7 separate regions of the Mus musculus genome follow, and regions 2, 3, 4, 5, 6 and 7 are each linked to region 1. Evidence: chromatin loops called from intact Hi-C (ENCODE). Cell type or tissue: heart. All regions are shown on one strand. Region 1 holds the start of Gm35936 (a long non-coding RNA gene). Region 2 overlaps Adamts3 (a disintegrin-like and metallopeptidase (reprolysin type) with thrombospondin type 1 motif, 3). Region 3 overlaps Adamts3 (a disintegrin-like and metallopeptidase (reprolysin type) with thrombospondin type 1 motif, 3). Region 4 has its middle 140 kb from the start of Gm35936. Region 5 has its middle 55 kb from the start of Gm35936. Region 6 has its middle 98 kb from the start of Adamts3. Region 7 overlaps Npffr2 (neuropeptide FF receptor 2).

The links. A loop is a pair of places that touch in the nucleus more often than their neighbours do. Peaks named below come from ENCODE experiments on the same cell type or tissue, not always from the same donor. Only the 100,000 strongest peaks of a DNase experiment are listed, where the experiment ranks them.
Region 2: it touches region 1 in a loop (7-fold over the local background); 20 of 42 quality-filtered maps call a loop at or near these places.
Region 3: it touches region 1 in a loop (7-fold over the local background); 23 of 42 quality-filtered maps call a loop at or near these places.
Region 4: it touches region 1 in a loop (6-fold over the local background); 4 of 42 quality-filtered maps call a loop at or near these places.
Region 5: it touches region 1 in a loop (4-fold over the local background); 3 of 42 quality-filtered maps call a loop at or near these places.
Region 6: a loop joins it to region 1, with 14 times the contacts of the local background. A loop is called at or near these places in 19 of 42 quality-filtered maps.
Region 7: a loop joins it to region 1, with 12 times the contacts of the local background. A loop is called at or near these places in 5 of 42 quality-filtered maps.

Annotation. Positions count from the first base shown.
Region 1 is chr5:90,192,844-90,196,843 of GRCm38, reverse strand. It overlaps Gm35936 (a long non-coding RNA gene), which reads right to left and starts at 3,539. Exons shown (of 3, transcript XR_389324.1): 1 at 3,499-3,539; 2 at 1,789-1,884. In heart, a CTCF peak has its summit at 1,802 (motif pointing right); no DNase peak of the experiment used is centred here.
Region 2 is chr5:89,712,228-89,716,227 of GRCm38, reverse strand. All of the region lies in intron 5 of Adamts3 (a disintegrin-like and metallopeptidase (reprolysin type) with thrombospondin type 1 motif, 3), which reads left to right. Among named protein-coding and RNA genes, the nearest start is that of Gm7056, 98 kb to the right of the region's middle. In heart, a CTCF peak has its summit at 1,500 (motif pointing left); no DNase peak of the experiment used is centred here.
Region 3 is chr5:89,838,226-89,842,225 of GRCm38, reverse strand. The region is part of intron 3 of Adamts3 (a disintegrin-like and metallopeptidase (reprolysin type) with thrombospondin type 1 motif, 3); the gene reads left to right. Among named protein-coding and RNA genes, the nearest start is that of Gm25758, 11 kb to the right of the region's middle. In heart, a CTCF peak has its summit at 2,417 (motif pointing left); no DNase peak of the experiment used is centred here.
Region 4 is chr5:90,053,547-90,057,546 of GRCm38, reverse strand. No RefSeq gene overlaps it. Among named protein-coding and RNA genes, the nearest start is that of Gm35936, 140 kb to the left of the region's middle. In heart, a CTCF peak has its summit at 1,644 (motif pointing right); no DNase peak of the experiment used is centred here.
Region 5 is chr5:90,135,935-90,139,934 of GRCm38, reverse strand. No RefSeq gene overlaps it. Among named protein-coding and RNA genes, the nearest start is that of Gm35936, 55 kb to the left of the region's middle. In heart, no CTCF peak of the experiment used is centred here; no DNase peak of the experiment used is centred here.
Region 6 is chr5:89,979,819-89,983,818 of GRCm38, reverse strand. No RefSeq gene overlaps it. Among named protein-coding and RNA genes, the nearest start is that of Adamts3, 98 kb to the right of the region's middle. In heart, a CTCF peak has its summit at 1,998 (motif pointing left); no DNase peak of the experiment used is centred here.
Region 7 is chr5:89,542,154-89,546,153 of GRCm38, reverse strand. The region is part of intron 1 of Npffr2 (neuropeptide FF receptor 2); the gene reads right to left. Among named protein-coding and RNA genes, the nearest start is that of Npffr2, 17 kb to the right of the region's middle. In heart, a CTCF peak has its summit at 2,492 (motif pointing left); no DNase peak of the experiment used is centred here.

The DNA.
Region 1 (4,000 bases):
ATAAATCTTAAAAAGAGAGAGATGCCAACTTGAAGATAGCTAATGTTGTCAAGAACCATGATGCCTGCCCGTGAGGGACAAGGCTAGGCCTGGAGTCTACTGAGAGACAGGCTTCACACAGTTAGAACAAGAAAACATTTAGATATAAATATTTACTGATGCTTGTAGATACCTTTTCGGGTTGGACTGACGCTTTCCCAACTGAGTATGAGACTGCTCAGATGATAACACAGAAACTGCTAAAAGAAATTCTCCTAAGGTACAGTTTTCCTAGGTTTATAGGGTCAGACAAAGGACCTACATGTGTGTCCCAGGTAAGTCAGGAATTAAATAATATTCTGTAGATTGATTGGAAACTTCATTGTGCTTACAGACCCCAGAGTTTAGAATAGGTAGAAAAGATAAATAGTACCCTAAAGAGACCTTAACTAAATTGACCTTAGAGACTGTCAGAGACTGGGTGACTCTCCTCCCCTTTGCCCTTTATAGCGTATGGAAGTCCCCAATACCAGATGAGACTCACCCCCCCCTTTTTTGTTTTTTTGTTTTTGTTTGTTTTTTTGTTTTTTTGTTTTTGTTTTTGTTTTTTTTGGTTTTTTGAGACAGGGTTTCTTTGTGTATCCCTGGCTGTCCTGGAACTCACTTTGTAGACCAGGCTGGCCTGGAACTCAGAAATCTGCCTGCCTCTGCCTCCCGAGTGCTGGGATTAAAGGCCTGTGCCACCACGCCTGGCTGAGACTCACCCCTTTTAAAATTATGTTTGATTCACCTGCTGGCAGAAGTTATTATAGAAGCAGATGATCACCAATTATTAGACAATCTTGAGGGTGTCCAATGGGTATATAACATGTTTGGCCTAAACTTCGTGCTTTCTATAAAACAAGTTCACCTCCGGAGCTCCACTAACTTTAGGTCCTAGTCAAGAGACACTGCCAGCGGTCACTAGAGCCTCACTGAAGGGGTCCCAATGCTACAAAGTTGCACTGTGGATCCACCACACATCTGTTTGCAGTAGACTATGACCCTGGCCAGCAGGAGGAGAATTCAGCCCCAAGACTTCCTCCTGACTCCCACTGATGGGCTACATCCCATGCCTCAGGGACACCACAAAGATATCGCCCTGTTACTGCTTATGAAACTTCAGAAAGCTCCATGATTGGGCCTTCTAGTTACAAGAGAAAGCGGGGAATTGAGACCAAATCTTTTAAGTTCACACTGTGTTTTAGAGAACCTGACCTAAGTTTGAACGCAGGTAAACTAACCGGCTGGTACCTAGCATTAGTTTCCAAGTTGTCCCCCAACAAAACCTGAGCCTAGCTCATCCCCAACAAGACCTGTGTCTCCAGGTTAATCTCCCCCAACAAATCAAGGATTTCCAGGGTATCCCCCAGCAAGAAGTCTTCACCCCAGGTTACAAACCTGCCCCTACTTAAGGCAGAGGGAAACAAAATAGTTTGTGGTTTGGTTTCCAGAACCATCCGATTGTGCTAAAGGCTACAGTAGCACTCCAATTAGATGCCTGTCAGGCTAGAAACACATGCCCCTCACTTGCCATGTTCTATAAAACCCAGTAAGTTTTCGGTGATCGTCTCCACCCAAACTGTCCTATTCACAAGCTCAGCTTGTAAATCAAGGCCCTCATGGGATTGCATCGGATCGGCTCCTGACTCGTCTTTTGGGGTTCACTAACACTTCCTTGGCACTACAGTATCTTTATTCTATGTACAGTTCTACAAATGACATGGCACTTAACGAATGGATGAAAATTCTAGAGTAACCAGTCTTTACCAAAAGGACCAGCAGAGGGCAGCCAACACTGTCGGATGAAGATCCTTCTCCAGCCTACAGGACACAGGGCTTCTGGGATTCTCTTTTCTCCGTTCACTTCAGAAAGGAAACAAGAAAGGTTTTTTTTTTGTTTGTTTTGTTTTGTTTTTTTTTTTTTTTGATTCTTTAATGTGTCTACACTAACACTTAAATAAGATTCTAAGATGGTTATGGTAGTGCTGGCCTTTAATCCCAACGTTCAGTAGGTAAAACAGGTGGGTCTCTGAGTTCTAGGACAGCCAGGGCTACAGAGACACTGTCAAAATAAAAATACCCCATCCACCAACACCAAATTATAGTATATTGTCTTATAGCATTTAGAGATTGTCAATGTTATATATAGAGGTATATGGTATTATAGCACACTGAGACTATGTTAGACGATATATAGCATACAGAAATTGTCAATGCTACATAGAGAGGTATATGGTATTATAGCATATAGAGACTGTCAGTGCTGTATGGGGAGCTTTGAGCTTGTTGGTAGCATGACTGTGACTTCTAAAATATATGTATTTTTTGAGGCTTCTATGAAAATTAGGATTTCTTTTGCGGGGCTAAAACACCAAAGTAACTCGGGAAGAAAGGGGTTTATTTGACTTACTCTTCCATGCCACAAATTCAGCACTGAAGGAAATCAAGGCAGAAACTTCCTTCCTTCCTTCCTTTTTTTTTTTTTTTTTTGTGTAGTCCTGGTTTTCCTGGAACTCACCTTGTAGACCAGGCTGGCCTCAAACTCCCCTCCCCCCGCCCTGCTCCCCTACCCACTCCCTCTCACTTCTTGGCGCTGGCGTTCCCCTGTACTGGGGCATATAAAGTTTGCTAGACCAAGGGGCCTCTCTTCCCAATGATGGCCGACTAGGCCACCTTCTTTAGCCTGCTTTCTTATAGCACCCAGCCCAGGGATGGCACTGCCCACAGTGAACTAGGCCCTCCCTCATTTAAGAAAATGTTCCCTAGGCTTGCCCTCAGGCCAATCTGATGGAGGCCTTTTCTCAACTTCAGGCCATTCTTCACAGATTAACTTGTGTCAACTTGACAAAAACAGCCAGAATAGAGATGCTGCTGTAGGATGGGCAGGCACCAGACCCGCCCTGATCCCTTTCTCCAGCTCTCTGATGTTATCCAGTCCTGGTCCAGCTTCCACAGCCAAAATGAAATTCCTTTCCCCATAATAAGGTAATTTCTTCCTCCTTGGTTCTCAGGGAACATTCTCTACCCATCACATTCTTGAGTATGACTCTGAAGTCTCATAGTGGCTCTGAGCCACCTAACATTACTCAGGTAACTCCTGCCTTATTCCCTCTGTCCTACAAAGGGCAGCTAGCTTTATTTTATTTTCTGGTTTATAAAATCAGCCCAAGAAAATTTTATAATATGGGATGTTTTCTGTGCACTTGCTGAGATGTGTGTTCATGTGGGTGGCTGTATAATGTGTTGGCTGAAAATATTTTTTGCCAAATGATCTATTACTGTGCAATTAAAAAAAAAACACCTTACTGTTTCAGACCGTGCCTACAAAGCACAAGCCTGCCAGACATTCACACACTAACTAGACGGTAGCCTGGCAAAGGAACAGACAGTTGAGGCTTTTCCTGGGCTCTTTGCTCCGAGTATCTTGACATTCACCCAGGTCATCTACACTCACCCCTAAACGCCCCTTTTGCCTACCAACGGACTCCTTGACAGACACTCATCCCAGCCCCTAGGCTTCTAGGCTGTGTATTCTGTCCCTCCCCCCGGAGCTCTGCCTACGGACTCCCTTACGTCAGGCACTTGCGTCACCGGGTAGCCACCGTATCAAGTGTTTCACAGCACACTGACTGGTTTTTTTTTAATTAATTTATTTTAAATGATATGGGTGTGTGTATATCTGAGTGTAGTTTTGTGCATGTGCATGCAGTGCTCACGGAAGCTAGCAGAGGGCATCAGATCCCCTGGAACTGGAGTTTCAGGTGTTGGGAGCCGCCCTAGTGGGTGCTAGAGACAGAACTTGGGCCTTCTGCAAGAGGAATACAACTTAACTTCTGAACCATCTTTCTTGCATCTTAAAAAAAAATAAGTTGAGAATTTCAAACATGCACATAAGGTGTTTTAATCAGACCCACCCACCCCCCTCTTTCTCTTCCCTGCAATTTGTCCTCTAATCTCCCTTCTGAACTTCATTTTTAGT
Region 2 (4,000 bases), 480 kb after region 1:
TGCCATCTTAATCTCTGTTTCCATATAGACTCATGTGTTCCCTTCGATAACACTGTGAATACAATACTGTGGCAATTCATTTTTACCAATGTGAAACTGAGGCAAAGATGATGAAATCACATGCCCAGGGTCACATAGCTAAAACCCTAGCTAGGCAGGTAGGTGACAGGGCCCATGTTCCTAATCATTCTACCACACTGCCTCTCAAGACCCAATTCACCTGGAAGAAAAATGAGTGTCTCTTTGTTGAAGCCAGACAGAGCTGTTCATCAGCTAGTCAGACAAAGGTCAGACTGTCCTGCCAGGGGAATGCCCTGGAGAAATTGTTCTGACCGGGAACAAACCTGGAAGGAATTTTTTTTTTTTCAAGGAAAGAGATACTTGGTTGGATTTTTGCCTTTTTTGCCCTCTTTATATCATTGGCAACTTCATCAAAGTCAAGGCCATCTGAAAATTGAATTAATATTCTGTTTACCCTTTCTTTCAGGTCATTTAATGAGAACTCTGGGCTCGACCCTGAACTCCTCATTGAACATATCCAGAGCCCAGTAGGTTGGCACTACGAGTGACATTGTGATCAGTATTTCTTGTGTCAAATGCATGGCTTATAGCAACATCTACACTTAGTGCTTTTCTTATGCCCAACACTGACTTGACGCCACACCTTATTTTTTTCATTCACCTTTTTCTGGCCTTGATTTTTCCAGTACTTTTAGTGCACCATTGTTTTGATGAAAAAAAGAAATTGTTATTTGTAATAAATCTATCTTCACCTTTCTTTAAAATTCATCTGGAAGAAGATAACCAAAACAAACGAATGTTGCCCTCAGCTTGCTCTGTGACTGTGGCACTGGGAAAATTAACAACTCTGGGTTTCAATGTCCTCATCTGTAAAGTAAAGATTATATCTGTGAGTGTCTCAAGGGTTACTTGATTCAGTACAGGCTGACATATGAACAACAATGTCTGGCATCTAGAAAGGTATACACGATGTTAAGTGTTGCAAGTGGATCCTGATGGTGCTGCTTTTACTTGGGGACATATGCTTTCTTTGTCAGTACAACATCTTAAAACTATCGTCTTTACCAACATTATTTTAGTCCCCTCTGATTGGGTGAAGTTGGGAATTCAGTCTGACACACCCTTAGTTCCTTCTATACTGTGTTGGTTGCATGGTAAACATAGGCAGCTGATAGGGGTGGGCCTTTAGGCCTCTTATGGACTACTATAACCGGATTACACACAAACTCAAAATAAAAATTTGCCAATATTTTTGCTTTGCTTTTAAGATTCAGATAAGTAGTCATTCAAAATAAGATTCTCCTCATGCTCTTTTGAAACTTCTGTTTAGCTTAGTGGGAGCTGTTTTATTTGTGAGTAAACAGGAGAAGGCCCACTAGCCAGCTGGGGGTGTAGGTGCTTTGGAGGTGTAGGGAACAGACAACTGGTCCGTCTCTCCTATCAAGAGGTGCACAGTGCCATCTGCTGACAGATCTCTACCACCTCTGAGACAAACTACAAGGCAATGACTTTTTTTTCCAGTAATTTTCTTGATAATTATGAATTTCACCTTCCACTTGATTGACATGGAACAAATTCAAATTAAAGCTTTTTTTTTTTGAGAGAGAGAGAAGGTGGGTCGTGGCTATGGGTTTTCACAAAACCTCCCCATATACAGGCCGATGGGTTTGGAAAGGATTTGGCATTTGGCAGAGGATGGAGGTGTGTCATCCTGCTTGATTTGAGCAACCTGTCTATGAGGCAGGCAGAGCAATTATGGATACAAGTTTTCACCGAGAAACTTGAGGTCCAGAGTGGTTAGGTAGCCACTCTAAAGTCCCTGAGCTTACTGTGGGAAGGCAGGAACCAGAACCCAGAACCTATGACCCCAGAGAACCTGGCTCATTCTTCCTCCTAGTGCTCTTGCCCTGTGTGTGTCGCGGTGTGACAACACTGTACCTGTAGCACTGACGCGCATCAGGAGATGGGGAGCTGACATGTTACTAAGCATGGATTAAAAGTGAGTTATACATAGGAGTCAACTTTCTGGATCTTTGAGAAGCAACACGGTGAAGATGCAGGTCTTTGCCCAGGATAGACTGCTATTGTTGGTTTTTCTTATTGGAAGACTAGTTTCTGCTACTGTGAAAATATTGCTCCTCCTTTGATTAATTTTTTTAAAAAACTTTTTATTGGTTCTTTGTGAATTTCTCATCATACACGGAAATCCAACTGCATCTTCCCCTCCCCTAACCTGCTCTCCACCCCTGCAACCCCACAGGACCCCACCCCAACTGAGAAAAAAAAATCTCATTGTGTCATAGTATGTCCCACAGTATCTTTTTTTCCATTCTCCCTTGCCTGCAAATGTTCATTGCAATGACTTTCTGGTCTAGTACAAGGCCTCTGGCTCCTGGGACTCCTCTCAGATATCCTGTTGTTTCCCTGTGTTATGGAGATCCTGTAGTTTTGGCTCTGTAGGACTGGTTCCTTCGTGCTCTCCAGCAGTTCATCAATGGGTTAGGCCAATTCCAAGCCCTGGATCTGGGCCTGAGGAGGTATGTGAGCTGGTCATCCCTTTGGCTCTCCCACTTTCAAACCCTCAGGGCAGGCTCTCCAGCAACCCCTAAAACCAGGGTCAGCTCTACCCTCTGCCTAGGTGAGGTACAGGGCCCACTCTCCTGAATGTTGTTGCCAGTGAGCAGTGAGGGACAGGGACAGTTCTCCCATTCTCATGACCCAGAGAGCTAGCTCTTTTGCCTGCTATAGATGTCATGGGATGAGAGAATGGAGGAGGAGGAGGAGGAGGAGGAGGAGGAGGAGGAGGAGGAGGAGGAGGAGGAGGAGGGCATCAAACCCTAGTGCTAGCTCACCTGCAACCCCCACACCCAGGGGCAGCTCTACTGAGCTACCAAGATGAAGGGCAGGGCCAGCTATCCCACTTTGATGTCTCCAGAGCCAGCTCTCCTGCCTGCTATAGATAGCAAGGAGTGAAATGGGGGACATCTCTCCCTCACCCATGTCACCATACTAGGGCAGACAAGTGGGGGTCAGCTCTCCCATGCTCTCATTTCTCATTCTAGCTTGCCTCCACCCCCACTGTCAGGGTCAGCTCTACTGTGCTGATCAAGCAGGATACAAGACCAAGTCTGCTGCGCGCTGTAGCTGGTGAAGGGCAAGGACAATTCTCCTGTTCTCACGACCCCAAGGCCAGGTCTTCTGCCTGTAGCAGGAGGTGAGGGGAGAGGCAGGAGGAGGGTATCTCTCCCTCATCCACACCACTGCAGGGGGGACAAAAGGTAGGGCCCTCTCTCCAATGCTTATATCTTATATCCTTGGGGCTGGCTCACCTGAAACCCCTGGAATTGGGGGAGGGAAGGTTCATTTGCTCTCTTGCTCTCCCATGATGCTCAGGTGAAGGCTGAGGCCAATTCTGCACAGCCTTCAGACATCAACATGTGCCCAGGGCAGCAGCCCAGACCAGGGATGCCATCCTGGCCTTCGGTGGCACCATGCTGCTACAGACGTGGCCCCTTGTGGCAGTGCAAGCTAGGACCCTATCATGGTCCCCAGTGGCATCACCAGCTACTCACCTTATTTTGTCCCTTGCTATCCTCAAGTTGGTAGCCATTGAGGGATTTTTGAAGCAATGTGATCTGAGAAATTTAATGTCTTCTATCTTTAATCACTGTATCTCCCAAGTCATTCTGTATAGGACACATTTTCTGGGCTCTTTGGTCTCTGTTATTTTCTTTAAATGCCATTGTATTGTTGACCAGCTCTCTTATATGTCAGTACATAGTGAGTTCAATACTTTGGGTTTCCGTTAGCCTATAGTAAGCCAAACTGGCCATGGGTCACCTGCCTATACTCCTGGGCAATGCAAGGGTTCATCACAGAGTATTTTTTTTTTAATCTAGCTTATCTTCTATAGCTACCAAGCTAGATCTTTCTAATTAATGACTATATATAATTAATGCATATATATGTATATATGCAT
Region 3 (4,000 bases), 350 kb after region 1:
AGGGAGAAGGAGAGACAGCACATGGGGAATAAAAATTGCCCTAAAGCTTGTGACCATTAAGCTTTAAAAAGCAAATACATTGGGTGAATTTTAGTTTGGGTGACAGAGAACAAGGCACATTGCTCGTTCAAAGCATCTTTCCCCAATAGAGCCAAACTGAAGTAAGACGTGTTGTAGCTTCTGGTACACACACTGAATCTTGATCATGAAACCGCCCTTGAGAAGGCGACACCTCAACCCTTGCACTTAACCAGCTGTACCTTCTTTCTCCTTCCACCAGCTGAAGTGCTCTCCTTATGCTAGGATCATATGTTAAAGATATTGTTCAGGTTATGCCTGGAAATAATGTCACGGTGAGTCACTTTTGTGTGGGCTGCGTTTTGGTAGGCTTACTGATTTCTTGAGCTAACAGGAGCAATACACATATCCATAAACTGTTTTCAAAAGCTTTAAAGAAGTTTTCAGTGTGGAATTTTCATATCTAATCCTCAATTTAAATGTAAGAAAATATGTAGATTTGTTTGACATGCTACATAGCACAAGCCATACATTTTCTTATGTATCTAATTTTAATTTTACTGGTATTTGCATACAGTTTTACTATTTGGTTTAATTTAGTTTCATTATACAAAAAAAATTAAACAAACAAAAAAATCATGTGGCTATAACATGAAACCACAAGACCTTGATTTTTTTTTTTTGTCTCATGTTGTTTTTAATTGACATCATTATGTATCTCTGTAGGTGAAATGTGATGCTTTGATACATAGGTATTTAACAGGGGTCTTGACCTAAGATGGTGCCATCTAGTATGGCAAGCCTGTCTACTTGTTGCAAAGACAGAGATGATAAAAAGGAAGGAAAGGATTTTGATCAAAATGGACATTTTGGGACAATGGAGAGGACCCGTCTCCACCCATCTTCAGGGATGAGGCGTGAGCTTTGGTTTGAATAGAGGAAGGACTTGGGCAAGGACAGGAAGACATGTGGTTCATGGTCATTACCTGAGGTCCTACTGTGCAAGCTGACTGTGAAGATGTCCCTTTTGTTTGAGGTGATAGTCCAGTTTCTATGAGATGATTGCCTCAGCTTACGGTTGGTCTCATCATGGGGAGATCTGTTGGAAAGGCTTTACTCTTCCTGGAGTGGGATCCTGGATGACTAAAGGTTTGTTAATGAAGAATAAAGACCTTCAGGCATCTGAGAGATCTGAAATGCGATGTAAAGGCTGATAATAAGAAACCCTGCTTGCTCTTGGCTTTCTGCTTTCAGCCTAGAAGCTCTGGGTTAGAATTTTAGATGGGTTTTCCTTGAGTGACTCATAACCTATGTACAGAGTCAAGCTTCCCCCCCACCCCCAGTCAAAAGGAGACAGATGCAAAGTGCCAGACCATCAGCTTCTTTTCATTTACCTTGTGGCCCCAAAATTTTGTAGCAAAAGCAGTTTCTAAGTGTGTGAGTGTGTGTGTGTGTGTGTGTGTGTATTGTGGAATGGCCATATTGGATATATCAATTACTTCAAAAGGTCATCATTGTCTTGTTATAGGAGCATTAATACATCCCCTTTAACTTTTGAAGTGGATGAAGCATTATTATTAACCCTGGTTATTACTATATGTAGTTGAGTACTAGACTTCTAGTTAAGTGGTATCTGACTATACTTTCCTTCTTTTTTTTTTGTTTTTTTTTGTTTGTTTGTTTGTTTGTTTGGTTTTGTGGGGCTAGGGATCTAGCCCATGGGTTCCATGTCTCCAAGGCAAATGGTATAATATTGCGCTACATCCATCCTCAGCCTCAAGCTTTTTGTTTCCAGAGCATTTATCCTATAAACAAACATCCCAACTTATAAAGAGTGCAATCCTCAGGTTAAAAAAAAAATTGAGATCCCCCCCCCCCCGAATTCTCTTATGTTTGTTAAGATCAGGGGATTGGCATGTCATGGTTCTCCATGTCTGAAGTCCTAGCACTTGATAGGGTAAGGCAGAGGATTCCCAGTTAAGAGTCAGCCTGGACTATATAACAAGACTTTCCCTTTCCCATGAAGTGAAAGTATTGTTTCAGATCTCATTAAAAGGCAAAGAAATGTCAATCTTCTGTCACTGCCAAAAGTCAGCTTCAAGGAGGGGACTTTAGTCTTGGCTCATGACTGGAGAGGTTTCAGTCATTGGCCACTTGGGTGTGCTTCTGGGCGTGTGTGGTGTAAGACACCTTGGTGGGAGGATATGGCTGCTCACCTTACTGCCTGGATGCAGAGAGAAGAGAGAGGGCCTGGGGGCAAGGTGTGTTCTCCAGAGACAGATCGTCCCCAGTGACCTGCTTCACCTCAGTAGCCAGTTCAGCAAAAGGATTCTTCAATGCAGCTCATGGGCTTCCTGCCCAAATCATGCAGTCATCTCAACAGTGCCACCAGCTGGGGACAAAGCCTTCAACACTGGAGCTTTGGGCTCCTCCAATGCAGACTGAATATGCGTACCTTTGCTGTCTCTTTGCTCCAAACGTTATTATTGGGCAGTGTCCAAGTTTTTAAGACTAACAGTTATTCATGTAGTTGAGGGATGATTATAAGCTCCCATCTACCCGGATAGGAAAAATAGTCTAAAAATACAAATGTGTATTCAATTTGAGGTGTTAAGGCTGAATTTGAAGCAGCTGTTGGTATCATGAGAAACAACACACTTTAATACGGACTCAGGTTGATCGCCCACCCCCGACCCTGCTTGAAGTTAACATTTTAACTTTTATAATGGTTATAACCTTTTACAAGTGTCTTAGGCATTGTTCATGTTGTCAAAAATGAAGATTGTTCTTTTTTAGTTATGATTCATTTTTGTATCGGATCCCAAGCAGTGGGTTATGTAAGTGAGGTGCTTGAATTGAACAGAGACTGTGTGGGAGACTTCAAAGTTCCATTAGATAAGTATAATCAGCCTGCATTTAGCCTTATGTTAGTAATGAAAATGGCCTAAGTTCAGAGAATCACTACTTAAATTCTTTTTCACAGTACATGGGATGAAATATAGACTTAGGCTTTGTGGTGAGCTTAGTCCTCTCTTGAGGTGACTGGCCTCAGTCCCTTCTCAGTTTCTGGCCTTTGAGTCTGTAATGTTCTAAACTGCTTCATGAACTACTCAATAAGCAACAGCCCTGTCATCCATCAGGGGTTTAATGAGGACAATGTAGGAGGTACTGTTTAACTCATTTTGCAAAAGAGGACATCTCATGGAACTGAAAAGTTTCTCAGTTGAAGAGAAACGAATTGGATTAAGACATAATTAATGATGTGTACATACTGACAGGTGTTGGAAAGATCAAGGTCTGTTGTGATTGCTGAGGGATGAGACTCGTCCCAGTCCACCCACTCAGAAGGCCATTGGTGGGTGGAAACATTCACATTGTTGTTTTCTGATTCTGAATTTGTGTGTAGGAGAGAGGATGTACCATTTCCGATTTGACTATGTCCCTCCTTCGCTTCTTGTCCGTTTCAATAATTCAGCCTGCCAGCCCACTCAGACTCTGTCTCTCCAGAGACATCCGTGCCTTTACTTGAAACTCATGGGGTTTCCTTCCTTGCATGATTCAAAGGAAGCTTACAGCTGTGTTTTCAATGGGAGGCATGGAAGCCATCTCAAGTAGAAATCAAGATATTTTGACCTTATTTCGAATGAGGTCTGGGTAGCACATCCTGTGGACTTGTTGAAATCATCTTGTTCACTTTCTGAAAGCATTTGCTTGCATGTGGCTACCATGGTTATCCTTAAATAAAGTAGGAATCAAGATAGGAAGCCTCCCAGCTTAAATGGCAAGTTTGACAGGCAGAATGTAGCAGAATTTATAGGAAATGTACTGTATCTGGGCGAGGGCTTATGGTTTGACATTGAGCCTTATTTTTTGAGGATGTAGCTTTGTAGAACTTGGGGATGATTACAGTTTAAGCCTGACTTTCATGATAAAGTAATGCTTGCTCTATCCCAGGCAGAACACCAAGGGCTTTATGTGTGTT
Region 4 (4,000 bases), 140 kb after region 1:
ATAGCAAGGGGCCTCTCTTCCCAGTGATGGTCTACTAGGCCATCTTCTGCTATATATGCAGCTAGAGACATGAGCTCTGGGGGTACTGGTTAGTCCATATTGTTGTTCCACCTATAGGGTTGCATACCCCTTCAGCTCCTTGCGTACTTTCTCTAGCTTCTCCATAGGGGGCCCTGTATTCCATCTTATAGATGACTATGAGCATCCACTTCTGTATTTGCCAGGCACTGGCATAGCCTCATATGAGACAGCTATAACAGGGTCCCAAGGGAACTTTTATAAAGAACATTTAATTGGGGCTGGCTTACAGATTCAAAGGTTCAATCCATTATCATCAAGGTGGGAGCATGGCAGCATCTGGACAGACATGGAGCCGGAGGAGCTGAGAGTTCTATATCTTCATCCAAAGGCAAACAGGAGAAGACTAGCTTCCAGGCACCTAGGAGGAAGGTCTCCAATCCCACCCCCACAGTGACACACTTCTTCCAACAAGGTCCACATCTAATCCTACAAGGCCTTACCTCCTAATAGTGTCACTTGCTGGACCAAGCATATTCAAACCATCACAATGAATATAAAATGAAAGTATTCATTAACCCTAGAAAGCATTGAAGATAGATGATCTGTGTCCTGCAGTAGTGAATGTTCAGCCAATATTTAAGTATTTATGTAAAAATAAGCAAATCCACCTAAAGTGTTTAAGTGTATAAGTGTATATAAACTCACCTTGTCTATAATGAATTGTAAAATCATATATATATCAAAGAATGTTTTATACATTTTAAAGTTACAAATTTATCTATAAGTTATTATCAGTAGATGCTTGTTTTTTATGCTTATTTTATACACTTACATAACAGGGGTCACTTAAAAACTTCTGGAAACAAAAGAGGCTGAGAATGAAAAATATTTAAGAAGCCCTGTGCTAAGATGGCTCCCAACTCCTACCTCTTTTTCCCTTAGCGTAGTGGCATATATCACCAAAAGGATGCCTGTGCTGCCTTCCAGGCTGTTGTTATTGTCTGGTCCCGCTCGCCTGATTTGTTTGTTTGTTTATTTATTTTTATTAATTATTTAAAATTTCTAAATAGTTCAGTTGTAGGTGAAGAGCATAATAGTGCATTCTTCAGTTGCCCTGGACATATTTTTCTATATTTACTTCATCAGGGTAGAAGCGACAGTCAGTCGCCTTGCTAGACTTTCAAGGCACTGTCACCCATAGAGCATATGGATAATTCCTACTTCTCTTCTTTTAGAGACGTGATGATATGCAAATCATCTAGAGATCTTTGCCTCAGTTACATCACCTGGAAAACAGAGGGTTACCATGGCTCCCTGTTGAGAGGTAAGTCAGTGAGGCAGTGAATGGGAAACGTCTACAAACGGCGTTCGTGGTTCTTAACCTGCTTAATGTTGTGACCCTTTTTTATTGTTCCTCATGTGGTGACCCCTATCCATAATATTCTTGTTGCTACTTCATAATTGTGAGTTTGCTACTGTTATGAATTGTAATGTAAATATTTGATGTAATGTAAATTTTGATGGTCTTAGATAAGCCCTGTGAAAGGGTTGACCCCAGAAGGGTCATGAGCAGAGGTTGAGAACCACTGATGAGCATTGTGTGGCTCAGGTTGTGGGTGACAGGCTAGGGGGACCTTTTACCACTAGGTGGCAGGATAGCAGTGTTGGAGCTTGGCCATCTCACACTGAATTCAGTTGACTTCAGTGGCACCCAGGGTGGTACCCGCTTCTTTCTTCTATCATTTGTCTACTCTTCTGACTCTACCTTCTTAGTTTCTAAAACCTCTAGACTGGTGCCGAAGTGTTCCTTCCTTTGAAACATCAAGGGAAGAACTTTTTGCTAAGTGTATGTCACAGCTGTTCCTAACACCTCACAGGCTGTGGCTGCTTCCAAGGGCAGCAAGCATCTCTGTGCAGAACTCTTGGATGTTGTATTTCCCAAGCTGGGTGCTGATGTCGAGAAATGTTTTCTACATGTGTTCTTGTGACTCTAACCACTTTTCATGTCATCAAGGAGAGAGCTTGGGGGTGGGCATGGGGCTTAGTGTTAAGGTGAAAAATACCCCATTCCCAGCACTTGGGAAACAATTTCACTGGTCTGAACAGACTGTTGCTTTGCCACATCTAAAATGTTTTGTACTTTCCATGTGGTGTTGAGAGTTGTAGAGAGCTTCAATGGTGAACTCCTAATTGAAGTCAATATAACAAAAGAATATATGGTGAGTGTGATTGCTTCCTTATTTGCTGCTAGTTAGATGGCAGGAAGCTTAGGAGCAGGGAAGGGCTGTAATAAAGGTTCCTGCTTTTATCTGGGTTCCCATTGCTGTGACCATGACCATGACCAGACACCATGACCAAGGCAACTCTTATAAGGGACAACATTTAACTGGGGTTGGCTTACTGGGTTCAGAGGCTCAGTGCATTATCATCAAGGTGGGAACATGGCAGCATCTAGGCAGGGATGGCATAGGAGGAGCTGAGAGTTCTACATCTTCATCTGAAGGCAACCAGGAGAAGGCTGTCAAAGCCCACCCCCACAGTGACACACTTCCTCCAAGGCCACATCTACACTGACAAAGCCACACCTCCTATTAGTGCCACTCCCTGGGCCAAGAATATTCAAACCACCACAGTGCCTCAAACCACCTTCTCTTCTTCCAAATGAGCAAAGGTATGGTCTCAAAGGTATGGTTTCAAAGATATGACCTACAAAATGATGATTAAAACAAAAGCTAAATCTTCATAGTACAGCCAATGTGCTCAGGTCTCCTCATTTGGGTTGAAGGCATTGTTTTTCTTTGAATGCTTCATTAAAACTCATGACTCATATGTAGGGTTATGCCTTTAGGTGAATTTGCCTTTGGTTTGTTATATTAGCAAGAGGAAGTAGATCCAGATCGTATCTTGATGGGGTAATGGTATTGGACACTTCTAGATAGGAGCCATAGAACACATGTTACATATCAACAAGGAGGTGGATCAGTGGAGACTTGAGGGTTATTAGGAGATTAAGTCAGATAATGTGTATTTAATTTTTAGCCCAGAGCATTCAATCAGTGTTGATATTACGACAGCATGTCTCATGCGTTCCAGATGCTAGAAGTCGGCTGACTTGGTTTTTGCCTCCAGGGACCTAAAGTTAGGTAGAGACACAGTTAATGGAAAACAATAATGATGTGTATAGTAAAGACTATGTCATGAAAAAAAAATCAGGGAAGGATATTTGGAAAGCATGGGCCGGAGGCACACAAGCTTGTACCCTGACTTGGAGGGATTTCCAGAGACAGTGTTGTTCTGGTGTGAGAGACCAGAATAAGGGGTTAGGGGTGTGGAAGGGAGGCAGGGAGAGTTTCAAACATGGAACACAGGCCTGCCTGAAAATCCAGAACAAGGACCAAGCAGGGCAACCTCTGAGCAATGAAAAGCAGTTCAGTTGTTGGAGAATAGGGTAGTGGTCCCTGGATGGCAATGAGGCTACACGGTCGGCAGTAAAAGAGAGCATGCAAGTGGTGGCCTTAAGACCTGCATCTTAGCACTGTTTGAGGCCTGGACTGACTATGCTGATGCAGAAAGCCGGGTCGTCAGCGTAGCTTTGCAAACTGTTCATGGGATGGTGATGCTGTGCCCATCGTTTGGTTTCAGAAATGCTCGGTAGAAAGTGAGCTTGCCGACCACCACACAGAATCGCACGCCTCAGTCAGGACACTTCTGCTTCTCTCCTCGCCATTCTTCCTTTCCTCCTTCTTTCAGAAGGGCTGAAGCGATGCAAAAAATTGCTCGACAGTCTGCCATGAACAGGCCCGCAGAGAGTAAATAAGGACCCTTTAGGAGAAAGGGGTGATGTTTGAGCATTCAGGGATCTCAAAATTGTTCTGTGTTTGAGAAACAGTGGTTATACAGCTAGTCAGTGGAGATGGTTTATCTCACGGTTGCTTTTGCCCTCTGCCTAAATAAGCAGTGTTAGTAGACTGCTGTAAAT
Region 5 (4,000 bases), 57 kb after region 1:
TACATCCTGGAGAGAAAGGCATGTACACTGGAGCATGTGGCTGGCTATTGCACTGTCCTAGTAGTCCACAGTTAGAGTACAAAGAAGAAGTGGGACCAGGCTATTAAACCTGAACCCTATCTCCCCACTGACATACTTTCTGTCTCAAAGTTCATGTCCTAAAGGTTTCATAATCTTTCCAAACAGCAACACCTGCTGGGTTCAAGTGTAAGAGTGGATGGGGCCATTTCACATTCCAAGCCCAACAGTACTGACTGAAAAAAAAAATCTAGCCCCTTTAACAGGGGGTAGGAGAGAGGATGGGTTCTTCTTTTCTTCTTCTTCTTTCTTCTTTCCTCCTCCTCCTCATCTTCCTCCTCCTCATTCTTCTTCCTCTTCTTCCTCCTCCTCATTCTTCTTCTTCTTCTTCTTCTTCTTCTTCTTCTTCTTCTTCTTCTTCTTCTTCTTCTTCCTCTTCCTCTTCCTCTTCCTCCTCCTCCTCCTCCTCCTCCTCCTCCTCCTCCTCCTCCTCCTCCTCCTCCTCCTCCTTCTTCTTCTTCTTCTTCTTCTTCTTCTTCCCCTTCTCCCTTCTCCTTTCTTCTCCCTTCTCCTTCTTGTCTCCTTCTCTCCTTTTCTCTTTTTCTCCTTTTCTCCTCTTCCTCCTCTGCCTCCTCCTCTTCTTCCTCCTCTTCCTCCTCCTCCTCCATCTTGTCTTTTTGAGACAGGGTTTCTCTGTGTAGCCCTGACTGCCCTGGAACTCACTCTGTAGACCAGGCTGACACTGAACTCAGAACTCCACCCGCCTCTACCTCCCAAGTGCTGGGGTTAAAGGTGTGAGCCACTGCAGTACATCCATAGCACACAAAGTCATATTTTATAAGCCTTAAGCAAAACCTCTATCTTCTATCTCTTTTGCTTTGCTACTGTGTTTTGAACACACACACACACACACACACACACACACACACACACACACACACACCACACATTTTAGAAACCTTAGTCTTCAGAGCTCAATTACTGTACCAGAGGGTCAGACATTAACTTATTGAAGGTGACATTTGAGAATGCAGTTGGCCTAACAAATATGACTTTTTAAGAACTATTGGAAGTACATTTTAATAAAAGTACTTTTTTATTTTTTGCATTCAGATGGATTGGCATGTTGTTGTCTGAACTATGTGACATCAAGACTTTGCTTCCTGTGCCACAGGCCTCTGCCACTGTGTTATGGATGCCTCAGGGTTCTCTAGGCACATGGTAGACATATTCTCATCTACAGGAAGTCCTTGTGGCAGCATCAGGGATGGATTCTTATCAACTATTTAACCCCTTCCATACTGCTTCCACAGAGGGATATTTTTATGAATTTGAGGTTACTTGCCTTTTTTAGCCTAACCATCTTTTTTTTTTTTGTACTTTCTTTCCCCCCAATACGGAATCCTTGTGCGCTGAGGTAACAGTATGCAGTTTATGGTTATGCTGGTGGTTCTCCTCATGGCTTTCATATTTTCAGTTGTCACAGATCCACATTACCTAACTATCTTGACTCGTGATGGTTCTGATATGTGCTAACTAGAGATCCTACAACTTTGATCACAGATAGTATTCTGCTTGAAGGCCTCTGGGATGTCAAGCACGGGACCCCTGATGTAGGCCTAGTAATTCTCTTCAGCAGCAATGTCATCTAAACATCTACTCTGTACCTCTGGTATGGCTCCTTAAGTCATTCTAACAAACACCATCTGTGATGGTTTGTATATGCTCTGCCTAGGGAGTGGCACTATTAGAAGATCTGGCCCTGTTGGAGTAGGTGTGGCCCTGTTGGATGTGTGGCCCTGTTGGATGTGGCCCTGTTGGATGTGTGGCCCTGTGTGGCACTGTGGATGTGGGCTTTAAGACTCTCATCCTAGCTGCATGGAAGCCAGTCTTTCACTAGCAGCCTTCGGATGATGATGTAGAACTCTCAGCTCCTCCTGCCTGGATGCTGCCATACTCCTGCCTTGATGATAATGGATGTAAGCCAGCCTCAATTACATGTTGTCCTTATAAGAGTTGCCTTGGTCATGGTATCTGTTCACAGTAGTAAAACCTTAATTAAGACACTATCCTTAGATTAAGGTAAGTGAAATAAAGTTGCTTTTATACTTTGATAAATAATAGATAATTATTTACTCGAGCACAATGCCCGAGGGAGAGAAGGAAGGATGGTGTGGAATAGATAGTTGGAGATGAGACAGTGACCAGCATAGTCTATTTGTGTGACTGTATCAAAATCCCCACCAGCAGGTAATATATAAAGAACAGAATTTGATTGCCTCACAGATGAGGATGCTGGGAAATACAAGGCCAAAGTGTTGATCTGGCATGAAGACCTTCTTACATCCTCTCACCACATGGTAGACGATGAGAGAGCAAGAGGCTTTGCTCTTTCTAACAGTGCCAATCCATCAGTGAGTGTGGAGCCTGCATGGTTCATGACGTTACCAAACTCTCTCCTCCCAACACTACTACAATGGGAACTCAATCCCAATACTAGTTCCAGAAGGACATTCAAGTCATTTCAGTACTTGTTAAACACATGGCCAAAACATGCAACTTCCTTACACCCAGGTGTGATTCTGCTCAACTGCAATCCCTGCACCCAGGGGGCTGAGGTAGGAGGATGGTAGTTCAATGGCAACTCAGGTACTGTCTTAGGGCTTTACTGCTGTGAACACACACCATGACCAAGGTAACTGTCATAAAGACAACATTTAATTGGAGCTGGCTTACAGATTCAGAGGTTCTGTCCATTATCATCAAGTGGGAACATGACAGCATCCAGGCAGTCATGGTGCAGACAGGGCTGAGAGTTCTACATCTTCATCTGAAGGCTGCTAGTAGAATACTGACTTCCAGTCATCTAGGATGAGTCTTAAAGCCCATGCACACAGTGACACACCTACTACAACAAGGTTACACCTACTACAACAAGGCCACACCTACTACAACAAGGCCAGACCTCCAAATAGTGCCACTCCCTGAGCCAAACATATAAAACCATCACAGGTACAAAGTCATACCTTTTCTCAAATAAATCACAAATAAATAAGTAATAAAAGCCAGGAGTGGTAGTAGATACCCTTAATCTTAGCACTCAAGAGCTTGAGGCAAGAGAACCAGGCCAACCTGGGCAATATGATGCACTGTCTCAAAAAACCAAAACCTCCTCCCCCCAACTCAAAACAGCAGCAACAACAAAAACAGTAACAACAGTCAAAAGATCCAAATTCCCACCCCCAAAAGCACCCCTCTCAATTCCAGAACATTCAACGTCTAGTCTTTCAAGACTGCTAATCTTATTCTATCAGAACTCTAAAACAGTGCAGAAACAAAATCCTTCTGCTGCCTTGAAATCCGTGAACCTAGGGTTGTAAGAACAGAAAGTATTCTGAGCAGAGCTTGCTTCTGGTGTTGATGTTGGGACAAGCTCTTAAGCAGTTTGCTCCACGGTTTATTGACCTCCATCTCCCTTCTAGAACTGGGACAGTTCAATCTGTCTCGTAGATGGTAAGTCATCTATGAAACACCCTGAACACTTGAGCTTGCTGGTTGTAAGGATACCTGGTAGCGACTACTCTTTAAGCAGCAGAAGGGAAAAATTTGATGCATTCACTGAAGAACTTTATTTGCTACGGGAATTTGCTTTGGCTAATGCAACTTTTAAGACCTGTTAGTTCACTCCAAGGCCAGGGAACATTTATGTAAGGAATCTTCAGTAACATTCCTTCAGTTTGGCAAGCCCCGGGCTCCCTCATGCCAGTTTTTCCCTCTTTGGAGTATTCAATTCGAGTATGGCTTCATTTGACTTCCAAAATGTTTTCAATGTTAAAAATAATGCAGATAAGATCGAGTAAACTTAAGAGACGTTGATGTTGCTTTTCCTTCCTTCTCGGTGGTTTTGTTCTTGGTTGTTTTGAAACATGGAGCACAACCAAAACCTGCCCTTTGACTTTTCTTTTCACTAGACAAGTCAGCT
Region 6 (4,000 bases), 210 kb after region 1:
ACCAATATTCTAATTTCTTTCAGTAATAAGCAAAGGGATATCAGTTGACCCATTTTGAATTACTGAATTTATTGTTTTTCTATTTTTAGACTTTAAACAGCAGTTGAGAAGATGTGAATAGTATAGAGGCTGTAATTGAAAAGTTTATTATATTTATAGTCATTACAGTATGAATAACATTGAAAGTTGGGGAAATATTTCTTTCAATTAAATAAAATCATCATCTTGTTAAATCAAAAACTTTCTCATGTTACTGATGGACAAGCGACATTCCAACAAATGCTATTATTTTTATCTTTGAAATGAAGCCACTAACCTTTAGTCATGTTTAAGTCATGGCTAATCATCAACTACAATTCTTGCTTGAAGGTGATTTAGTGATACTATATAAAAATAGAATAGGGATTTAATCTTTTTTCTAGTATGACTGATAAAAATTCATTTTATTAATAAATTTTTCTTTCATCTTCAGAACTTATTGGAAAAGTAATATAAAATTTGGGGATATTTTGTGACATTCAAGAAAACCCCTCATGTGCCATTTAAATGTGAGATATCAAATGTTAGTGCCTTTTTGTTGGATGATTAATTGTATATATTTTTTTGAGTTGATGAGTCATTACTGTGTCATTGCTGATCTGTAAGTGGTGACATACAAGTTTTGTTATTTTTGTCTCACTGTTTTGTAGCAAATCAACACCACCACCACCACCACATTAGGTTTCATACAAGTGACCTGGAGGAAAGAATAAAGAACACAGAATGCTCCCTAAACACTGTGAGGAACGCAGTTGGGGCAGGGTGTGCTACACAGGTAAAGCAGGAGAAGAAGGTCAGAGGATAGGCAGGGCTTGCTGCATCCTGTTCGCAGAGTGAGCACAGAAACCATCTCAAAGGTCTACTGTTAGAACAATGCAACTGTGGTAATGAAGTATGGAGCATCTTGCAGGGTCAGGCAAAGCTACTTTACCATATGAAACCTCTCTGTCAATGACTTAACTGTACCACAGACCTGACTGAAAACCACGGACACAGACTCTGCTACAATGAAATAAAACTGTCTGCAAATCTTAGCCAGAAGCCCTAAAATTCTCATCTGTACCAACTTTGTAAGTTTGAGACATTTTTGTTTTTTTAAGAGTTCTTCATAGGGGTTTAGGATGGAACTGTGTGGTGAGAAGCCAAGAAGGTTAAAAATTTTATCAGTTTCATGGGAAATGAAGCTCTTCAACTTATGCCAACCCAGCATGGTATTTCTAGTTGTTCAGACAATGTTGTGTTATCCTATAGACAGAAAGAGAAACTGAGGCCACCCTGGCTCTCCTCTACACTTCTGGTAGGTCCTCTCTTCTCCCTAGGATCTACCCTTTAACATGAAGAAATGGGAAGAAAGTAAAAAGCATTTCCCAGCCAAAAGAGGCCTTAACAAGCAGAGCATCCACTCACGGCTTTGCACACACACACCTTAATTTATAGGAAGAAACCGGGGACCAGAGGCAAGGCTCCACTAACAAATTATATCCGTTACATGGCCACTTTAAAAATGATACATTTTAACCATGAGATAAATGTTTCATAATTTCCAAAAATTATCCCCAAGGACATATGCTGTTTGATAAATGTCTGCTGCACACCGGTAGTGTTGTCACTGGATCAGATGCAGAGTCTCCCAACGATACAATGATACAATGATACGAGGCTTTGATTTCATCCCTAGCTCCCTTTGGTGTGCTTGCGTCTCGTCCTAGTCACTGGTCACCAGCTCTGGAGAAAAAGCCAATCACTGTAATGCTTTAAAAAAGGATATCCATTTTCTAGGCCTGCCTCTAAGTTTTTGAAACTTAAAACAAACAAACAAACAAACAAACAACCTAAAGATTTTGATGTATAGTGAGAGAACCAATATATAAAACAAAATTCAGGCCAAGCCATTAGTCCAAACTTCACGCTTCCGTAACTGTGTCAAGCATCTGTATATGGCTGTATGCATTATAGCGCCACCTTCTGGGAGTATGGAGCTTTTTAAAAAAGCTCAGTTCCTGGTTTCCGTAGTTCCTGGTTTTATTTCAGTCACTGCCAAACTAAATTCAATTGAGGTCAGTAGCAAGAAGAATTAATTGCCGTCTTGGTCTGTTTGGGCTGCTGTAACAACAACAATAACAACAAAAATCCTTACACCGAGTGGCTCATAAACAGTGGAAACTTCCTGCTGGAGGTTGGGGTATCTAAGACCAAGACGCCAACGGATGCTGTGTTTGGTGAATGCCAGTTTCCTAACTGATGGATGGCGCCATCGTACACAACTAGAGACTTCTTTTTTTATAAGGATATAAATCCCACTCACAAGGGCTCTGCCTTCATCACCTAATCATTTTCAAAGCGTCTGCTTCCTCATACTGTTTAAGTTTAAGGGTTAAGATTTTCAAATATGAATGGAAGGTTATAACACCCACACTATAGAAGCTGTGGACAGCATATATAAATGAATAGCATTCTTAGTTTCCCACCATGGACATGGTATAAAGACAGCCAGGCATGACCAGACACAAAGCAGCTCTGAATGCTGTAGATTATTGAAAGCAGGCGTTCCATTTCATATTCACTTTATAGCCTCAACTTTAGGTTTTGCAGACTCCAACCCATGTCTCTAAACAGTTTTACAACAGAAATAGTCAGTGAGAAAAACTTATTCTTTAGTGGATGATGTTTTTACATCCTGATCTGACTGTAGCCCAGAGAAACTATCTCACAAGCAGCTAGGAGGAGGTTCTCAAAGCCCAGCCCCTCAGTGACACACTTCCTCCAGCAAGGCCATACCCCCTAGTAGTGTCATTTCCTGGGCCAAACATTTTCAAACCACCACAATATATATTCCAAAATACAACCTGTTGAGTTCACATGTTACTTGATTGTATGTTTTCATAGCTGACCTTTTGGCACTGGACAGACAATGGGTGTGCTCTTTCCTGGGGAGGACCACCTCTCCTATCCCCTCCTTGGGGAGGACCACCTCTCCTATCCCCTCCTTGGGGAGGACCACCTCTCCTATCCCCTCCTTGGGGAGGACCACCTCTCCTATCCCCTCCCTGGGGAGGACCACCTCTCCTATCCCCTCCCTGGGAGGACCACCTCTTCTATCCCCTCCCTGGGGAGGACCACCTCTCCTATCCCCTCCTTGGGGAGGACCACCTCTCCTATTCCCTCCTTGGGGAGGACCACCTCTTCTATCCCCTCCCTGGGGAGGACCACCTCTCCTGCTCCCAGTTTGACTCTGTTGCCTCCTCTTTTTGTAGGGTTGAGGCCCTGTGGGCTGTTCTCCACCCAGCTTGGCAGGTTTGTGGGTGTCACCCTTGTTCAGCTCATGCTTGGGCAGTCATGTTAATGAGACTTTATGGGTACAGATGCTTATGTTGCTAGGAGACACAATCTCACAACAAACTCCCCAATCCTTTGGCTCCTACAATCTGTCCGCCCCCACATCCACTAATTTATTTAAACTTTCCGGGGCTGAAGAGATGACTAAGAGAACCCAAGTTCAGTTCCCAGAACCCATGTGGCAGGACTCACTACTGCCTTTACTCCTGCCCGAAGGGGAATGTGAGGCTTCTGACCTCCTGAGATACCTGCACGCATGTGCACATACCCAGACATAGACACATCAGCATGCACATAACTTAAAGTAATAAAAATAAAGCTTAAAAAAAAATCCCTTGGAAGTCCTTTGGCTTTCTATTCCTTTGTTGTAGAACTAAAGAGGAAGCTGTAGACAGGCTTAGGCCAGGACACAAAGGAAAGGTGAGCAGAGCTGAGCCTAAGTTAGCTACCCTAACAAGTGCTATGCTATAGAGTGTGTGGAATAAAAATACAGTTCGCTTGTTCCTCATGGACAACATAACATTTGTTATGATCGGTAATATGAACAGTAACATACATGGACCATGAAGCCAGCTGGACTGACCTGTGAGCTGGGTTTTACCATCAACTCATCTATCCAGGGTAA
Region 7 (4,000 bases), 650 kb after region 1:
TAACACACTATTTCCTTCCTCCAACTAAATGTGTTTTATCAATAAGGCATGAAAAGGGCCTTTAGAATGTGTCCAGTTCTTCAGATCCAGCCTGAAGAATGAGCATGAGAAGCATAAATTGCTGATAATTAGCAGAGCCATCTAATAGCTGTCTCTCTCAGTCTCTGGATATTCTCCCTACCTTTTCTCTTTTAGATATCATATGAACAAAGGAAGAAGGATAATTCAGGCTAAGAACTATTACCTTATTCAAATTTTTACAATTACATTTGTAATTTCCTATTATGGCTAGCTCCTGATGTAAGAAAACACCTTCATCACTTGTGACATTAAAGACAAATACCTTGGTTCCTTTCTTAAAATTAAAAATACATTTTGTTCTTCTTCCAAGAGAGTGGGAGCAAGCCAGGTTTTATTCATTATTTATACGAATAGAAGACTGTCTTTGCAGAAAACCTGATTCAATTTTAGTTGAAAAATGTTTTCAATGATAGCATTTTGACATCAGGTTGACCTTTAGCCCTGTCAGTGATAGAGAGACCCCTCTGAGGGTCCATGAGAGTCACTGAACTTTACTGTGCTACAATCTCCTTATCCCTTGCAAAGCATAAAGTGACAGGAGAAGAAATGCAATCTTTCAAAGCTTTATACAGATGAACTAACTTTGTAATGGGCATTTTATTTTTTTCCTGAATTTTCACCGATTTGTATACAGGATGCAGGGCTACAAAGGGGACAAAAACAATTAACCAGGACTTTAGTGGCTTTCAATACAGCAACACCACACACTCCCAAAATCTTGTTCTTTTAGCCTTATGTTCCTTCCCATAGAACTTCCCCAACTTTTATCTGGGAATTGCATCCTATCCAAATTATGCCTATGAAAATCCTAAATTACCGCAGGGTTCCAGATGCCTAAAGCCACTGTCAGTCAGGATGATGCTAAGAACATGGCTCTACATATCCCACAGACACAAGTATCTTTTGCCAGGGAGCCACAAGACACCATCTTTGTTTATACATTACATGCATGTAACTCTACAACTCTAAGACCAGACTACAAGGTATCTTCAGAAATAACACTAATGGTGTGAAGTAAGATGAACCTCATGCCCAGCTAGCCATTTTCAGTTACTGAGATGTCAGGTCTCTGTGATTCATGTGATAAGCCACCAACAGACATGTTGTTCTATTGATTTGGTCCTTGAACTCTGAAGTAATCAAGTTTAACTGCATTGTAGAGTTAATCTTTGCCAAATTGGTGAAGCTCTGAACAGAAAACTCAAATAACACAAGTAAAGTAATAAACAGTCCAAAAGTTTGGTTTAAAGTTTTGTCCTAAACTTATTCACAGGCTAACAAAAAAGTATAATTATAGCATTTTCTAGCCACTGCTACCTTAGAAACTGTTAAATCAATAAATCTACAGTCAGAGGCCAGGGTACATAGATAAAATCATAAATCTCACCAGTATCCCAGTCACAGCAACATCCTAAGCTCTGACTCCCTAGGATAAGAAAATGTTTTTCCCCACAGCTTTTATTTTCTAACTTATTTTTGCTTAGATTTATTTTGACTTCTGTTGATTGTGTGTGTGTGTTTGCCATGTATGTTCAGGTACCTGCAGATGCCAGAAGATGGCATCAGAAGAGGGCTAGAGTTACAGGCAGTTGTGAGACATCCGATATATGTTCATGTGCTTGTGTGTCTGCGTGTGCATGTACGCGTGCGCGTGTGTGTAAAGATGCATGGACATTCTGAGAACTGAATTTGGATCCCTGGAAGAGCATCACACACTCTTAATTATTGATCCATCTCTCCAGAAACTTACTACCTTGTACTAATTTCAGACCTACAGAAATTATAAAGCAGCGATACACAGAATTATCAGATGCTATTCTAGTAGAATCTCATAGCATTTTCCAAATACCATACTTCAACGAATTTTTATCTTTATAGCTGCAGTAGCAGTTTCCAAAGACAATAAGTTACTGATATAAGGCTCCTGGGACCCTAAGTCCTTTAGTATGTACTCCCCAGAGTATAAAGGTATTGAGATGTCTAGGGTGTACTGTGAAATGACAGTGGTCCTGTTTTCCTACATCTCTGTGAAGTTTCTAGTTTTCCCTTGTTATTTAATATGAATCTTTTAAGCTATGCTTTAAGATAATATATCTGATCTTCATTGTAGTGGGTTAAATTAACTCAGAGAAAGAGTTACCTTAACACATTGAAGATAGGGGATGTGACCTTATTTATTAAGAGAATCTTTGAAAACAAGAATAAGGATCCAAAAGCAAAGTCGTCTCATTTTTAGGGTAAAGCCCTAAATATAAGGACAAGGGAATTAAGGGAAGGGTGGATGGAACTCAGACGCAGGCACAAGGGAAGAAAGCCTGAATGGAGAACCAGACAGAGGCTAGAGTTCTTTCTGCCAGCAGAGCCACAGAAATGAGTAGACTCACAATGGGTGGCATAAGAAGGGTTCCCTCCAGTGGTTTCTGGGGGCACTGCAAGCATGTCTGTACCTTCTGATGAGATTTCTGACTCCAGACTATGAAAACATAGCTCTCAGCTTGCTTTTCAAAGCCTCCATGTTTGTTATCCCAGGGCTAGGATGTGTTAAGTCAGCAAAACACTTCAGACTTCACTAATGTTCCTCACCTGAGCCAATTATGATATCAGTAACAAAATGGTAAATGTTTAAGTCCACATTTTTTCTGTACTTATAAACTGACATCTACCAAAGGAAGGATATTTCTGGTTTGGATTTACAGCTAATTGCATTTTGAAAGTTCCATTTAGGTATTTGGTCAGGGCTCCCACTGTAATTGGACACTAGACTAGTTGGCCAGCGAGAACCCAGGATCTGCCTGTCTCTGCTCTCAGTTCTGAGATTCCAGGCACATGTGGCTCTGCCTGATGTTACATGGATCCAGGGACAAAACTCATGAGTTTCTCCAGTATGACAAGCACTTTCGGGCTCCTTTTATAAATTTTCAACAAAACAACCATCCTCAAAAAAAAAAATTAAAAATAATAAATAAATAAAGAAAGAAAGAATCACATTGCACTATAATCTTGAGGCAATAAAAATTCTGTTCAAACAGGATAAATTGAAATACATGGACTGTTTTTATGAGGATGCTAAATTAAAACTCCAACTCAGCCTTGAAATTGAGTTCAAACTATTTCATGTGAAAAATGTGCTTTGTGTCCTGTAATCCAAATAATACTTTTAAGAGGATGCACTCAGAGTTCCAGCGCTCCTGTTTTGTAGTTTTATTCATTCTACCTGCTTATATACAAAATAAAGCAAGTAGGGTGTGCAATAGAGCACAGAAACTGTTGAACACTAGGTTGAAAAGACAGATTTCTAAAATATTTGAATAGAATAGGTAACTGTTTTCAACATTAGAAACATGCTCCATAGAGAGCAAGCAACTCAGCCCCGCGAAGCTGCTACCCATAATGCTTTGCTTAGAGGTTTGTTTTTTTTTTTTTTTTTTTTTTTTGGAGGACAAACACTTTCTTTGTTGCTGTATCTGTTGTTACAGACTCTCTTAGGTTTCTCCCTTTACAGGATCTTCAAACATTGTGAATTATGATAGCTGGCAATTTTCTAAAGGTCAAATACATCAATTTGTGAAAGAAATTTGACTCATTATGTTGGCTCTTACCGAGCCACATGACAGATTGTGTACATTTTGTTGATAATCTATTGAATTTGGTAGAAGGATATATTTTTAAGTGTTTTTTTTTTTAGATATTTTCTTTATTTACATTTCAAATGCTTTCCCTTTTCCTCTGAAAATCCCCTATCCTGTCCCCTTTCCCCCTGCTCCCCAACCCACCTACTCCCACTTCCTGGCCCTGGTATTCCTCTATACTGGGACATAGAATATTCACAGAACTAAGAGCCTCTCCTCTCCCATTGATGACCAACTAGGACGGCCACTGCTACATATGCAGCTAGAGCCACGAGTCCCTCCGTGTGTTT